Regions from separate parts of the Homo sapiens genome. Here region 1 is linked to region 2. Evidence: chromatin loops called from intact Hi-C (ENCODE). Cell type or tissue: heart right ventricle. All regions are shown on one strand.

What was found. Hi-C counts contacts between places; a loop is a spot of excess contacts. Peaks named below come from ENCODE experiments on the same cell type or tissue, not always from the same donor. Only the 100,000 strongest peaks of a DNase experiment are listed, where the experiment ranks them.
Region 1: it touches region 2 in a loop (2.6-fold over the local background); 13 of 110 quality-filtered maps call a loop at or near these places.

Annotation. Positions count from the first base shown.
Region 1 is chr5:181,048,553-181,056,552 of GRCh38, reverse strand. BTNL9 (butyrophilin like 9) reads right to left here. Exons shown (of 11, transcript NM_152547.5): 4 at 6,184-6,465; 5 at 3,237-3,353; 6 at 3,052-3,084; 7 at 2,294-2,314; 8 at 1,100-1,120; 9 at 538-564. Among named protein-coding and RNA genes, the nearest start is that of MIR8089, 9.1 kb to the right of the region's middle. RefSeq lists an enhancer at 2,579-3,143. In heart right ventricle, no CTCF peak of the experiment used is centred here; a DNase peak (open chromatin) is centred at 3,845; H3K4me3 peaks cover 4,352 bases; H3K27ac peaks cover 6,425 bases; H3K27me3 peaks cover 7,304 bases.
Region 2 is chr5:181,155,925-181,163,924 of GRCh38, reverse strand. OR2V2 (olfactory receptor family 2 subfamily V member 2) reads right to left here. Exons shown (of 2, transcript NM_206880.2): 2 at 4,640-8,000. Among named protein-coding and RNA genes, the nearest start is that of TRV-AAC1-2, 4.2 kb to the left of the region's middle. RefSeq lists silencers at 82-376, 1,956-2,298 and enhancers at 2,159-2,328, 2,499-2,788, 3,363-3,542, 2,963-3,718, 3,719-4,475 and 1 more. In heart right ventricle, CTCF peaks have their summits at 4,260 and 4,460 (motif pointing left); DNase peaks (open chromatin) are centred at 2,582, 3,354 and 4,444; H3K4me3 peaks cover 378 bases; H3K27ac peaks cover 424 bases; H3K27me3 peaks cover 2,826 bases.

The DNA of each region.
Region 1 (8,000 bases), 110 kb after region 2:
CTAAAACGAAGCACTCTGCAGTAAGGAGGAAAAACAGACTGAATGCACACGAGTGGCAGCGATGGATATTAAAGCATGATGATGCATACGGGAAAAGCAAGGAACATCACAGAACCATAAATGTCACTTACATGAACTAAGATGCATATGCATACATCGATATTCACATTTTGCAAGAATATATACAAAATATATACATTAGACTGTCTGCATTATGGGTGAATAGAGGGAGGTATGCAGAGAAGTATTTACATGTACAGCAACACACTCATGCCAGAACCATGAGTCTGAGTCTTGGAGGATGGGCACCAGGAGTCGAGGTAACTCTGATATGTAACCAGGATTGGAACTAGTGGTTTGCAGTACACTTAGTCCTCAGGACAGAGTATGACCTCTACCCAGTGACATAGATTAACACATGCTGTGTGAGGCCACGGAATGCAACCAGAATGAAGCCTGATTGGTTAATCAGGTGAGTTGGACTGGGGTGCTCAGATATAAATGAGGAGGAGTCAGAGAGAGATGGGTTCCACTCACCAGCCTGGCCTTCAGCCCGTCTCCAGTCTGAAGCAACCAAGGGAAAACAGGAAATTAGCACATCAGGACCCCAAGCTTCCCTGCTCACACATCACATCTTGCACCCACCCTGTCCCGCACCCCCCACCACCCACATAGCCAGCAGGGGTCCTGCCTGGGCATCATACCTGGTTGGGAGATGAGAAGAAGATATATGGGGAATCAGATGCAAAATGATGAATGAGGAGAAATAGTTCTTTTTTTTTTTGAGACAGAGTCTCGCTCTGTCGCCCAGGCTGGAGTGCAGTGGCGCCATCTCGGCTCACTGCAAGCTCCGCTTCCCGGGTTCACGCCCTTCTCCTGCCTCAGCCTCCCATGTAGCTGGGACTACAGGCACATGCCGCCACGCCGGGCTAATTTTTTGTATTTTTAGAAGAGACGGGGTTTCACTGTGTTAGCCAGGCTGGTCTCGATCTCCTGACCTCGTGATCCACCCGCCTCGGCCTCCCAAAGTACTGGGATTACAGGTGTGAGCCACTGGACCCGGCCCTGAGGAGAAATAGTTCTAAGAGGGGTCACTTACCAAGCTCTGTCTGAAGCTTTTCTGCAAGCAGAACACACAAAGAAAACTTCAGCCTGCAGGTGGGTGGAACCATCTTCCCAAGACAGGCCACTGGGAAGAGCTTCCTTAGTCTTAAGCCACTGCTAATCACAGCTTCATTTTTTTTTTTTTACAGCTTCCTCTTTGCCCCTTCATTGCCCTCAAAAAGAGGCCCATCTGCAGGACTCTTATGCCTCATCCTATCTTAGCTCAAAGGTGGAAATCTGCACACAGCCTAGAAGGGATACCAGATCTTAGTACTGACAGGCCTCTTCCCAGGGTTGGGGTTGTTCCTTCTGCCTGAAATCACAAGCTTCCTGGGGCGGAGCTCCCGCCTAAGTGCAGGCACTGAGGGCCGCCTACGTGAGCCTCACGGTCACTCACCGGGTGCGTTATCTGAAGGACTGGAAGGACATCACACCCAATTATTTCCCCAAATAATTACCAAGGACTCCAACATTTTGCTACTAAAAATGCATTCCTTTGATCTGTCCACCCAATGTCAAGCTCTTTCAAAAGTAAATGCTCCTGGGAGAGGCATTCATGCTATAGTGTTATGACTTACAATTCAGACTATAGCCTTAATGACTTATTAGGGCTATGTTTTTCTCATTCCCCTTGAAGGGCGAGGTAGACTGCCAGACAAGCTTTCCCAACCTTACAGTTTCATCTGAATTGCCCCCCCAACCCCAACACCATGATGGCCTTTTCCTCCATTCCCCCTCCCTTGGGTTCACTCTCTCTTCCTCTCTACAGAGACACATCCCATGGTTTCACGTCTCTGAGTCCCTCTGGGGAGAAAAGTGGATCTGAGAAATTATTTCCATTTTGGTGCAAATTAAAGGTGCCACCCTTCCTAGTGCCATTTGCATTAAAAAGAAAAGGATATTTTAAGAAGATGAACCGGAGACAGTAAACGTTTTATGATGAATTTTAACTGAATTGTCTAATTTGCAGGGGAGGAGCTGGCAGGGTCTGTGCAGAGGGTCTCGGGCAGCTGCACGGTGGCAGGCAGCCATCCTTTCAGCCCCTTAGCAAGGGAAGAGGTGGAGGCTCACAGGGATGGTTTAGAATTAGATAGTTGCCAGCCGCTGTCCAAAGGGAGCCCCTCCTCCCACTGCACAGGCACAGGGTCCGGCTGACAGGCAGCACTGTGGCCCCGCACCCAGAACTTACCCAGCTCTGCAGTGAGTTTCTCTAGAGAAAAAAAAAAAAAAAAGATGAAGAAAAGGGGAAAGACTCTCAGGTTGGGGAATGAGGCAGACAGAACAGATGGGTGAACACTGAGGCCTCACCTCCGATGCGGCACTCCCACCCGCGGTGGTCTGCGGGCCCAGGCTGGGCTGGAAGTGAGGCTCCAGGCAGGGGATGGGGAAGTGCGCACCCTTGGCTGCCCTTCTGCATAGGAGGGTGACCCAGCGCCCTCCCTCCTGCTAGTGTGAAAATCAGGGTCGGAGCCTCCCAAATCTATTAGCTCGGCGGAAACGTTAAGCCCCGGACACTGCCTCACGTAACTGGGCTGTTTTCTCGGTGCCTGACCGCCGCTTCCTGACCCTGTGCGGAGATGTTGCGCATCCGCCCGACTCCCTGTGCGCTATGAAAACCTGGACGAGGTGGCGCTGGCAGCAGAGACCCTGGTCACCGCTCCCTCTGTACAGTGTGATGTGAAGCTCCGAGGGCGTAACGACAGCAGCCGGTCAACCCTGACATCTGTGCACTAGCCTCCGTGGAAAATGCAGCCGTTCCGCACCTCCGCTTTTGTCCATATGAACGATCTTCCCCCTTCCCCACCGGGGTCACCGATCCCCGTTCCCCGGTGGCCGCCCTGACACCTCGCGCTGGAATAAACCCTCGTAACGGGACCCACAGCCTTTAGATGACGGCGGGTTTTGGCACTTGGGCAGGTGCGTGCAGAACGCCCTGTCCCCGCTCACCTTGTCTCTTCTCCGCCTGCTTCCTCAGCTTTTCTGAAGGGAAACGGGAGCGGAGAGGGCTGAGTGCGCGCCCCCGCCCCTTCCAGGCCGCCTTCCCGCGCCGCGTCCTGGGGGGAGGCGCCTCCGCGGCCCCGGGGTTCAGCACCGGCCGGTGCCCCTCCCCGCCCCGCCGCCCGCGCCGGTACCTCGGCTTCTCCGCTGCTTCCGGAGGACGCCCAGCGCCAGCGCCGCGAGGACCAACAGCAGCGGCAGGGTCGCGACGAACGCGCTCTTCCACGCAGAGGCTCCGGGTACGAACACGTCTGGAAAACACCCGCGGGGGCCGTGTCGGTCCAGGCGCCGCTGAGCACCGAGAGGCGAGACCGGCCTGCCCGCCGCGTGCCGGGAAACCTCCCGCGGGACCTTCTCCGGGCGCCACCGCAGCCGCCTGGGAAACGGGCGTGGAGCGGGAGCGCGCGCGGCGGAGGGGGCGGGGGCGCGCGCGGCGGAGGGGGCGGGGGCGCGCCGCGGGGCGTGCGGGAGGGAACCGCGCCCCAGCCCGGCTCGAGGCTTCTGCGGCCGCAGCGCCGCCCTCGCCCCGCGTCTTCCCGCCCTCGCCCCGCGTCCGCAGGCGGGAGGGTCCCAGGGGCTTGGCTGGCGGCGGATGTCCGGGGAGCTCCTGCTCGCACCCGCGCCGTCTGGTCCGCAAGTCGTCTCCTCGCTTGTTTGCAAACATCCGGCTTCTCCCTCGGTTCTTACCACGCTTTTGGAAGAAGTGAGAACCGAACCACGTGCGCGCGGCCTCGCAGCTCCCACGTCCCTCCCGGCTCCCCAGGGAGGACCCGCCCGCAGGCAGGACGTGGCCGGGGGCAGCGCCGACAGCACCAGCGGCGCAGGGACGCGCAGAACCCACCGGCCCTTCGCAAACCCTGTGGCGGTTGAATAGAGTAACTTTCTGTCTGTGTCATCTAGTTATTAGAAAATGGTGCTTTTATCTCAGATCTTTAAAAAATGTTCTTTTTATTGTAGTAAAATATACGTAACAACCTTTCCCATCTTAACCATTTTTAAGTGTACAGTTCAGGGGCATTAAGTGCATTCACCATGTCGTGTGCAACCATCACCCCCGCCCATCTCCAGAAGTTTCTTCATCTTTCAAAACTGAAACTCTGTACTTATTAAACAGTAATTCCTCTTCCCACGCCCAAGCCCCTGGCGCCCTCCGTATACTCTCCATCCCTGTGGACTTGACTCCTCTAGGTAATCCCACATCCGTGGAATCAGACGGCATTTGTTCTGTGTGTCTGGCTTATAAGTGACATCAGTGGACTGTGGTTTTTAATTTTGTTTTTCTAGCAGTGCATTTTTATTGTATGGTACAAAAACACTGGGTCACAATGGATTGGTCCTCACAACAGATGGTGTCTGAAGCAATGGCCTGGGGTCAAGGGCAAGGGCTCAGGGCGGACTGTCTCTCTGACCTGTGACCCTCCCCCTCGACCCTCTGGCCTCCTCGCTGTTCTGCCAGCAGCCGGCAGTTTCCCTCTCAGGCCCCTGGCTTTGCCCTTCCCGCCACCAGAATGCCTTCCCAAAGGTATCCATGTGAGTCACGCCCTCTGTAGAGGGGTCCGCGCATGCAAACATTTACCCATCTAAAAATTTTTATATAAACTTGTTTCATAATAAATATCAATAATATAAATTAAGATTTATATTAAAAGCTAAAAAGAAAATATTGGGTTTTTCCTGGTGCAAAAAGAGAGACTCTTTCCTCTTCCCCTCTCTTAGTTCATTTTCCTTAGAAAATATATCAGTTCTTTCTTTACAACCCAATAATGTTTTCCTTAAGGGCCACTTGTTTGAAATGTAAACATAAAAGAGAGAGCACTGCCGTGGAGATCCCTGTCTCATGGGAGTTTAGCTTAGCTGCGTGGCTCCAAGTTGTATGCCCTAGACGTATCACATGCTTGATTTTTCCTTTGGTTAAAGACAGTTGGCTCACACAGATGGCCATCCCAATTCCCACGGAATTTAGAACTGCTGTGGTAAGCGGTGTTGCCAGGTCCTCCTACTTGCAGACAAGTTATCATTTATCTTGAGAACATGTGTGCATTGGCTTGTATCTGACTGACTATATCAAAGGGGGAGTTTTTTTCTGTTATAATAAAATAGCTTTTGATTTGGACTCGTGTGAAAAGTGGCCCGTATGTTGGGTTTGTCCTTAAAATGTAAAACAATTAGAACCATGAACTTGAAACCCTTCAGTGGCTGCCTCATAATAAGACTTTAATAATGACCTTGCCTTCAGCTCACTGCCTACACGCCCACTTCCTGGACGTGCCTTTTGTAATCTGTGGACATGCCTCACTGCTTTCAGCCTGCTTCATTTTTCTCTACGGCACCTACCACCTTCTTCTTGTTTTTTTTTTTTTTGTTTTTTTTTTGAGACGGATTCTCGCTCTGTTGCCCAGGCTGGAGTGCAGATCTCGGCTCACTGCAACCTCTGCCCCCCGGTTCAAGCGATTCTCCTGCCTCAGCCTCCCGAGTAGCTGGGATTACAGGCGCCTGCCACTATGCCGGGCTAATTTTTGTAATTTTAGTAGAGATGGGGATTCACCATCTTGGCCAGGCTGGTCTTGAACTCCTGACCTCATGATCCACCCGCCTTGGCCTCCCAAAGTGCTGGGATTACAGGCGTGAGCCACTGCACCCGGCTGCACCTACCACCTTCTAACGTGATGTGACAGGATGCACTTCTTTTGCTTATTGTCTGTATCCCCCACTGGCATGGGGACCTGAGGGTAGGGACTGGGGTCACGTTGTGGAAACTCAATACATACTGTTTGAGAGACAGCATTACGAATCTATTGGCTCCCATGATGCCTCTGATGAGCAGAGTTGATGGGTTTTAGTGTATGGCCTTAGGCACAGAAAGGCGGGCTCTCTGGGGCCTCTCTCACTGACTGTTTGGGTTCTCAGTAGCGTTCTTAGTGTGTTCCTAATATCCAAGGTGCTGACTTTTCAGGTGTCAAGGCCAACACACCCTATATGCAGACAGGCGCAGTACCATTGTGTCTTTATAGACTGCCTTTGGGCCAATGTGTATGTACACATGAGGACTAGGAAGATGGGTGTGAGCTAACAGCCACTGACCTGCTATCTGGACCACCAACTCTTTCTTCTGGCTCAAGAGGAGATTCTGGATGGAGACGGACACATTGCTGAGGGCTCCCGCTCGGACAACCACAGATGTTTCCAGACTGAACAGGTCCTGGGCATCCCAGACGATGGCTTCAAACTCTGGAGGCAGGCACTGTCCCTGGTGGTCTCTCCACTGAACCTTAGGCTTGGGGTACCAGCCACTGGATCTGAGCCTCAGCTGAATGCCTCCTTCCTTGAAGCCCTCAAGGGAGAGGTGAGGGTCTGAGCCCAGCCCTGGTGGAGGCAGGAGGAGTGGGAAAGGTCAGGCTTCTTCTGAGAAATCACGCATAACATTCCTGCCACTGTTCAGCATTTGCAGTCACCATAAAGCATCATGAAGTGTGACTGCTATTAAGACGTGTGTGGGCTTGGCGCTCCCCGCCCATGGACGGGAAATGACAGTCTAAATCAGTGGTAGCATGTGGGGACAGTAATGCCCCTGAGGGACATTTGGAAATGTGAAGGGGGTCATTGGGTGGGGAAGGGCTCCTGGCATTTAATCATGTTAGGCAAGGGACAGTTTCCCTAGAATGAAGAATAGCAGCACCCTAAATTCTAATAATTAGAGTTGTGACTCTTCTCCTTCTCTTGAATTCCCCCAGAGCTCTAGTGCCTGCATTATACACACTCCCTTATCTCTCCATCCTTGTGGAACTAGCATTATATTTTGAGTATGCAAAACATTAATGTGGCATAAATGCCAATGCTGTACAGAAATGTGTATCAGGAAAAAAGCGCCATCCTTCCCGTCATCACACCTCACCCTCAGCGGCCAATCTCATCAGCTTCTAGTTTATCCTTCCTATGTTCCCTTTTGCAATGTTTCTCCTTCTTTCTTACAAAGCAAGTGTATGTTATCGAACCTTGCATCTTACTTTTCTCTCTTAACAATACTAGAAATCACTCTGCATCCATTCAGAGACCACCTCATCATTGTTTCAGATGCATAATACAGATTACTCCATTGGGTGGATAGAGCATACTCAGCTTTTATGCTTGGACATTTAGGTGGTTTCCACTATTTTGCAATTGTTTTTAAAAAGCTTTACAAAGATTAAACTCATACATATGCTTTTTTCATATTGGAGGTATCGGAGGTGGAGTAAGTTCCTGGAGGTGGGATTGCTGTGTCAGAGGGTAGCCACACAGCTAGTCCTCTTAAGTATTACCAAATTTCCCTGTCCGGGAGCTTTCCAACTTTGAATTCCACTAACATAGTATAAGACAGCTTTCTTCTCCATAGCTCCATTAACAGTACATGGAAGAGCTTTTGAAATTTTGCTAGTCTGACAGTTAAAAAAAAATTGCATTTTGACATAGCTTTGATTTGCCTTTCTCTCACTATGAGTAATTTTGTTACTCAATATATTATATATTATATATATTATATAATATATATTATTTTTATATTATATATATTTATATATCATATATATGATATATTATATAACTAATATAATTATATAATATTATATAACTAATATAATTATATAATATTATATAACTAATATAATTATATAATATATAACTATATAATTAATATATAGCATACTATATATATCTATATCTATATATATAGATAGATATATATATAGATATATATATATATTTCAAGACAGAGTTGTCACCCAGGCTGGAGTGCAGTGGCAAGTCAAGCTCACTGCAGCCAGATCCTTCCACCTCACCCCCCTGAGTAGCTGGGACTACAGGCACGCACCACCACACCTGGCTAAGAGATGGGGTCTCCCTATGTTGCCTGGGCTGGTCTC
Region 2 (8,000 bases):
AGACAGAGCAAGACTCAGTCTCGAAAGAGAGAAAAGAAAGAAAAAGGGAGAGAGAGAGAGAGAAGCAAGAAAAGGAAGTTTTCATGCCTGATGTGGTGGCATAAGCGGGCATGGGAGTCCTGACAGAAGGTGTGGTGGCGACCTCAGAGAGACGTGAGGCAGTCGAGCTGTCTGGGGTTGACAGTGGGCCTGGGGGTTGAACAGCAGGGGCGCGCTGGCAGCGTTTTCTAAGAGAAGAGACTTTCAGAAGAAGCTGCTTGGGGAATATGAGGCCATGCGTTCGTGAGTGGAGCTGGAGCTTGTGTGCCTGGAGAAACTGGAGTGGAATGAAAGAGGAAGTAGCCCACAACACCATTTTTATTGTTCCATTGTTTGGTAGAGCTCTAGATTATCCAAGCAGCCACTGCTGTTGGACATTTAGGTTATTTTCCTCCCATCAACCATGTGAAAGCGTTATGAGGCTACCTCCTTGGCAGCATTTGGTACTTTTCACCTATTACGATGATTATTTTTTAACTTCTAGCCATTCTTCTGGGTATGTAGTATTTCCTCATGGTTTAAGTTTGCATTTAGCTGATGAGGAAAGACGATAAGCACTTTTTCATGTGTATGACTCATTTTTTTAATCTTCCTTTGTGAGGTGTCTCTTAAATATCTCTTCCATTAAAAACAAAGAAACAGAAAACAAACATCCAAAAAATCCCCCAAAACAAAAAACAGAGGAACTGGCCTCGCCTGGTGGCTGACACCTGTAATTCCATCACTTTGGGAGGCCGAGGCAGATGGGTTATTTGAACCGATGAGTTCAAGGCCAGTCTGGGCAACATATTGGGACATCATCTCTACAGAAAATCCCAAAATTAGCCAGGAGTGGTGGCACACACCTGAAGTTTCTGTAGCTACTCGGGAGGCTAAGGTGGGAGTATGGGTTGAGCCTGGGAGTTTGAGGCTGGAGTAAGCAGAGACGTCACTGCTGCACTGCTGCCAGGACAACAGAGCAAGACCCTGTTCCAAACACACACACACACACACACACACACACACACACACACACACCCCAAACATGTGTCCGCACATGGTCTTTCGTCTGTGCACATGTACCCGTGATGGCCCTGTGTGTCCACATTTCCTCCTCTTATAAGGACACCTGTCAGATTGGATTGGGGTCCACCCTAGTGACCTCATTTTAGTGTGACCACCTCTTTAAAAGCCCTATGTCCAATACAGTCACATTCTGAGGGAAAGAGGGTTGGAGTGCTAAGATGGATTTTGAGGGAAACGTAATTCCACCACAGTAAGACCTTTCAGGCCTGAGATCTCCAGGTGAACAGAACGGCAGGGTCCAAACTGCAAAGGGAGGCTACGGGGGGTTTCAAAAGTGTCACCTTTAGGCTAGAGGTGGGAGGAAGTGATCTTCTGGGGCTGCTTGGCTGGTTGTTCCAATGCGTCCAGGAGGAGAAACCGGGTTGGCGCTGCCTTTGCCGCTTTGGAAGGCCATTCGGATTCATTTCCAGTGTTACACATTTCTGGAAGTGATGCATACCCAGGCCCTGGGCACAGTTTGGGGACCCACTCTGTGACCACAGGCCAGCCACTCCCATCTCTGAGCCTGTTTTCACATCAACAAGATGAGAGGGTGAATGAGATGATCTCTAAGGTTCCTGCTGGCTCTAAACTCTCAGCTTTCCTGTCACTGAGTTTCGCCCTGTTTCTAAGATTTCTGCTGAATATCCTGCCCTTCAGCAGAGTGAGTGAAAGCCAAGATAAAGAGCCAGTTTTCTGGGATGTCCTTCTTACAGGTGGAGAAGGTGGCCCATGTGACAGAGATGGGGCACTCACCCCCAAACGCCTCCCAGCATCCCCCCTGGCATAGCTCTTCTTCCTACCTCTTTGACCCCCTAGAGCCTTGGGCCTGGGGCACAGCAGGAGCTCACAGCTGTCTGTCATGAGAGTCATTCCACCGCTGGCTCAGCTGCTCTGGGCTGGGGCAAAGCTGGCCACTGTCTCAGAAGGACCCACATGGTGTCCCAGAAGACAGGGAGGGCCTTGGGAAGACTGGGCCCTGCTTACTCGTCTCAGGACAGAGTCTGGGTAAGTTGGCCAGAAAAGCCATTGTCATCATTTGAGCTGCCCCAAAGATAAGAGCTCAAGGAGCAAAAGTGCAGATTGGTATAAACTGTCACAGTGTCCTGGAGGGGGCCTCTGAGGTCAGTTGGACAAATGCCCACAGTGTCTTCTGGGGAAACCAGGAGTTGAAGGCTGTGCTGCCTGTGGGCCTCCCCCTCTGCTGTAGTCTCTGGAGGGAGGAGTGGGTGAGGAGGTTCCTAATCTGGGTCCTATCTGGAACCTCTTTCCTCCTGACTCTAGGTCCTGAGTTTAAGACACCGGTTTTCCCCTCTCAGCAGGGGCCAACTGGACTCCTGCATTCATTTCCGCTCAGGATTGGTCTGCACAAGGCCCTTCTTTAGCCTTTAAACTTATCCATGCCTTTAGGCTCATTTATCTGTTCCCTGCTATGCACACACTCAGTCATCCCCACCCCCATGTCTGCTGTGTGAGCAGGGCTGTGCTTGCCAGGGCACCTGGGTCTGTGAGGCTGCGGGCGCCTCTAGATCATCAATCTCGGCCTCGTCTCCTTTTTCCCCACTGGAATCTCTCGGCTCATCCACATGGCTGCCCATCCCCAATGACGATGCTCGTCCTGGCCCCACCCCCAATGACGATGCTCGTCCTGGCCCCACCCCCAGTGACGATGCTCGTCCTGGCCCCACCCCCAACGACGATGCTCGTCCTGGCCCCACCCCCAACGACGATGCTCGTCCTGGCCCCACCCCCAACGACGATGCTCGTCCTGGCCCCACCCCCAACGACGATGCTCGTCCTGGCCCCACCCCCAACGACGATGCTCGTCCTGGCCCCACCCCCAACGACGATGCTCGTCCTGGCCCCACCCCCAACGACGATGCTCGTCCTGGCCCCACCCCCAACGACGATGCTCGTCCTGGCCCCACCCCCAACGACGATGCTCGTCCTGGCCCCACCCCCAACGACGATGCTCGTCCTGGCCCCACCCCCAGTGACGATGCTCGTCCTGGCCCCACCCCCAGTGACGATGCTCGTCCTGGCCCCACCCCCAGTGACGATGCTCGTCCTGGCCCCACCCCCAGTGACGATGCTCGTCCTGGCCCCACCCCCAGTGACGATGCTCGTCCTGGCCCCACCCCCAATGACGATGCACGACCTGGCCCCAGCCCTGGGGGTTTCTTGGGGACATCCTAGGTGTGATCTCACTGGGTCTGGGCTGCCTCTCCTCACTGCCTCCTAGGAAGCCCCACCGCCTGCTCACTCTTCAGTCATCAGGCTCTGGCTGCGTCGCCCACACTTTCGGAACCAGCCTCTCCCCTCACCGCCCGGGGCCCTTCCTTCGCCTCCTGAAACAGCCTCCCCGGCCCTGCACCTAGTGTGGGTTTGGGCAAAGCCCCTGCATCCTTCTGAGCTCAGGGCCTGCCACAGGCCAAAGCCTTGGCCACCCCCGACGCTGCCCCCTGCTCCCTGCATTTCTGTGCTGGAGGGGCTGTGAGCGTGCGCTACCATGGCCAGGGTGCTATTATTTCACTCTGCCATGTGTGGAGTGTGGGGTGTCACCCTCGGGTGTCAGCTCAGGACCACACAGGCCCTGGGACAGGGATGATGGGAGCACGGTTGCCAGCTCCAGGGAGGCCCAGACCTGCCTGCCTGGGTCACCCTCATGTACGTCCCAGTCTGTTAGTGACCACAGTGGGTCTTCGGGAGACAGGCAGACCTCCCACACCCCTGAAAGTTGGGCCTGGGGGATGGCTGTGGGTTAGAGAGGAGGGCCTCGCCCACAGGGACCTCGGGCCATGGGCACTTCCCCGCTGCAGCCTCTGCCCTGCAGCACCCCCTGGCTCTGGGTGTGGCTTTTGAGGTCCCCACAATCACACCCATCCTCTGCCTGCAGGTGTTCCCCACCACCCTCCCATGAGCCCCTTCCCTGCACCTCCCCCAGGCCGTCCTCAGCGGGGCCTCTGCTGATCTTCTCCGCAGTCAGTAGGAGCTCCCACGGGGTCCTCCTGGGCCGACCTGTGCTGCCGCCACGCACCTCACTCTCTTTACTGTTGCCAGCCCCCTGCAGTCCATACTGTTATTATCCCCATGTGACAGATGAGGACACCGAGGCACAGAGAGGCTGGCAGCCTTGCCAAGGGCAGCAGGAGGGAGGCTGGAATAGTCTGGACCCCACTCCGCTCTCTTTTTCACCTACACTAGATCTGTCTGTATGGCCACATCCCTGGCTATTTCAGCCCAATACGATGGCACAGGTCACTTAAATAAAAAAGAAAACAAACCAATAAACAAACATAAGCGCCTGCACCTGCCCCATGCTGTCTGTGCTTTCTCCTCTGGTTGGGATCGTGGCTCTCTGCTGCCCTCCTGTGGCCGTTGGTTTTCCTGGGTGGGGAAGGGTGCTGGCCTCATTCACAACAGCAGATACTCATTCCTCCAGGGTCAGGCTATGGGGCTCAACGTGATCAGGACAGATCTGAGCCCCGTGGTTATGGAGATGCCAGCTTAGCTTTCATACGTGACACAAACACATACACAGTCTTTCCAAATGGAGGTGTAGAGCAATTTTTAAATTTAAAATTCATGTTTTATTTTTAATTGTTCTAGAGATGGGGTTTCGCTATGTTGCCCAGGCTGGTCTCAAACTCCTGGGCTCAAGTGATCCTCCTGCCTTGGCTTCCCAAAGTGCTGGGATTACAGACATGAGAAACCCTGTCCAGCTGAAATGGAACATTTCTAATCTGTAGAGATAGGATCTCTCTGAGTTGCCCTGGCTGGGGTGCAGTGACACTGCAGCGTCAGACTCCCGGGCTCAAGTGATCCTCCCACCTTGGCCTCCCCATTATCAGCTGGGATTATAGGAATGAGCCACCATGCCTGGCTTCAAGCAATTTTTTATATTCACACACACACACAAAACATTGACCTAACTGATTGCAATGAAGATTTGTCACATCTATGCCCCAAAATCACCCAATAAAATGAACAGACAACTTGATGGGAAAGGATTTGGTAAGGTAGTTGGCAAAAAAAAAACTGGCCTTGAGCATTTTAAACTGTTAATTATAAAAAATGTCAGGCATACACAAAAGTGAAGCAAGTAACAAAAACTCCCATGTCCCCTGGCAAGATTCTTGCTTCTTTTACTCTCCTGTGCTTTCACATGTTTTCTTTTTATTTTTTGTTTATTTATTTATTTACTTATTTATTTTCGAGACAGGCTTCTGCTCTGTGGCCCAGGCTGGAGTGCAGTGGCATGATCATGGGTCATTGCAGCCTCAGCCTCCTAAGCTCAAGCAATCCTTCCGCCTCAGCCTCCCAAGGAACTCAGCCTCCCAAGTAACCACGCCCGGCTGATTTTTGTACTTTTTGTAGAGATGGGGTTTCACCATGTTGCCCAGGTTGGTCTCCAACTGCTGAGCTCAAGCAATCCTCCCACCTTGGCCTTGGCCTCCCAAAGTGCTTGGATTACAGATGTGAGCCACCGCACCTGCCCCCCCCCCACATGTATTTCCTCTCTATATTATTTTCTTACAAATCTCTAACAATTACACATCTCTAAGTTTGCAGTTGCTCACACTGAGACTAGTTATGCAACTCTTGTTTCATAAGGAGCATTGATTAGTGAACTGAAGTGTGTGCCTGGACATAAGAGGACCCTGTGGAACCTTTTTGTGACATGGAACTTACCACATTTCTGGGTGCTAGTGGCGTTCAGTAGATAATTTTCAATGGAATTCCCTGGTCCTTGTGCGGGAAATGAATTAAGGACATCAAGCCTATGCCAATGAAATGCAATTAAAATGAAATAGGAATTTCCCCATCATGGGACTAGATAAGGTAAAGGCTGGTGAAACTTTTGCTTGGGTGATTATGATCCAAAATTCTGCATCACGGAAGGGGGCTGGATTAAGTTTGCTCTAAATTTTCTTCCAGTCTAGGGGTTCAGTGGCTATAGATAAAGAGTTGTGGTTGAAACACTCAAGGTACTTACGGGTTGAAGGGTGCAAAATCCCAGAGAAATCTGAGTGGGCATGAGGTTAATCAGGGATGCTTCCTGGAAGAGAAGAATTTGGGGCAAATAGAAATGTGTACAAGGCAAAAAGATATGATGAAAATGAGGAGAATACACAGAAAGATATTTGATATTATAGAGCTTAAATTAATTTGGTAGGTTGGGCATTACCTAAGTGATATCAGCAAGTGGTCACAGAATACACTAAGATCCATCTACACAGTGGAAAATCTTGCAGCCCCGTGACTAAGGAAAGTTACTTCTATTTTCACCAGTCCTTGGAGACACCTTTTCAGGCAATTAAACCCCCAAGGGAAGGAGCCTCCTCCGAAGTTGTTTGCTCATCTCAGCTGCGCTGACAAACCAGTCTTTCCCATGGGGAGGTGAAGAAGAAAACTGGACGATGAGGCAGGGACTTACCGATTTGAGCCCTAGCTTCCTCTCCTGTAAAATGGGCATAATATTTTCACCACAGAATGTTTCCTGTGAGAATTAAGCTGAGTGGACAATCTAAAGTCAACCACGGTAGGCCCTGGGTGCCACTTCCCTCCACCTCTCCAAAGCCTGAAGCCCAGCAAACACCTCCCTGGGGTTTAGTCTAATCCTCAGGACCAGTTCTGGCCTCTTTTCTCTCCGCCTTCAATGGAGATATTTTTTTTCCATGAAAAGAGAATTTTACTGCAAATAGGACAGGTACAGAGCTTGGAAGGATGGATACAAGTCCTGCAAATAGTTCACACTGAAATTCTGAAAATAGGTTTTCAAATAGCAGATGAAATTCTGTCACCATGCTCCAGTCTTCATTCCCCGAAGGGGAAGGAGTTCAGCCAGTTTTCTCCTTACAGAAGCTGAGCTGACACAGAGCAGCACACACTGCTAGGACGTGGTGAGGAGACAGCAGGCTTGGGGGATTTCCACTGAATACACAAGCAAGCATGTCTCTACCCTGTCCCTCATTATCTCAAAGACAACTTGTATGCTTTTAATACGTCTTTATGAAGTTTCCAGTGTGAGGAGTAGACATTCTCTAAAGAGAACTATAAAGGCTTATTTTCTGTCATCTGTAAGTTGTTCATTTAAGACCCTAGGGTTGGGCTACAACTGTTGTGAGACATCATATAAACATCATGCAGGTGGGATCTACGTCTACACATAGATCACAGAGCGAAGTCTCCCACAGAGTAAGCACAGAATAAAACATTAGCAAGGAGAGTTAGGAGGCTCAGCTCAACGTCTTCTTCTAGTAGAAGTAATTCCAATTTTAAATAATGAGTGACAGCAATCCCAATGTCTTATTTCTGCACAGTGCTGATTTACAATGTCCTATATTCATTTTCAATGTATAGTGTAAAATAATTAGTACACAAAAGATTGGGAGGAAAAGTTGTTTCTTCATCAGATAAAAAGTACTGATGTTGGCTGTGCGTGGTGGCTCACGCCTGTAATCTCAGCACTCTGGAAGGTGGATTGCTTGAGTCCAGGAGTTCGAGACCAGCCTGGGCAACATAGTAAAACATTGTCTCTACAACAATAGTGGATCCCTTACTAAAAAATTAGTCAGGTGTGGGGCACGCACCTGTAATCCCAGCTACTCAGGAGGCTGAGTTGGAGACTCACCTGAGCCCAGGAGATCAAGGCTGCTATAAGCCGAGATTGTGTCACTGCACTCTAGCCTGGGTGACAGAGTAAGAACTGAAAGAAAAAGAAAGAAAGAGAAAGAGGAAGAGAAAGAAAGAACGAAAGAAAGAACAAAAGAAAGAAAGAAAGAAAGAAAGAAAGAAAGAACTGATGTAGTGTTTAAAAAGACCTTCCAAGTCTGAGGGTGTCACAATCATCATAATTCACGAGGAAACCAAGACTGAAAATGAGAGAATTATTAACCCGACATCCCTGGAGCTAA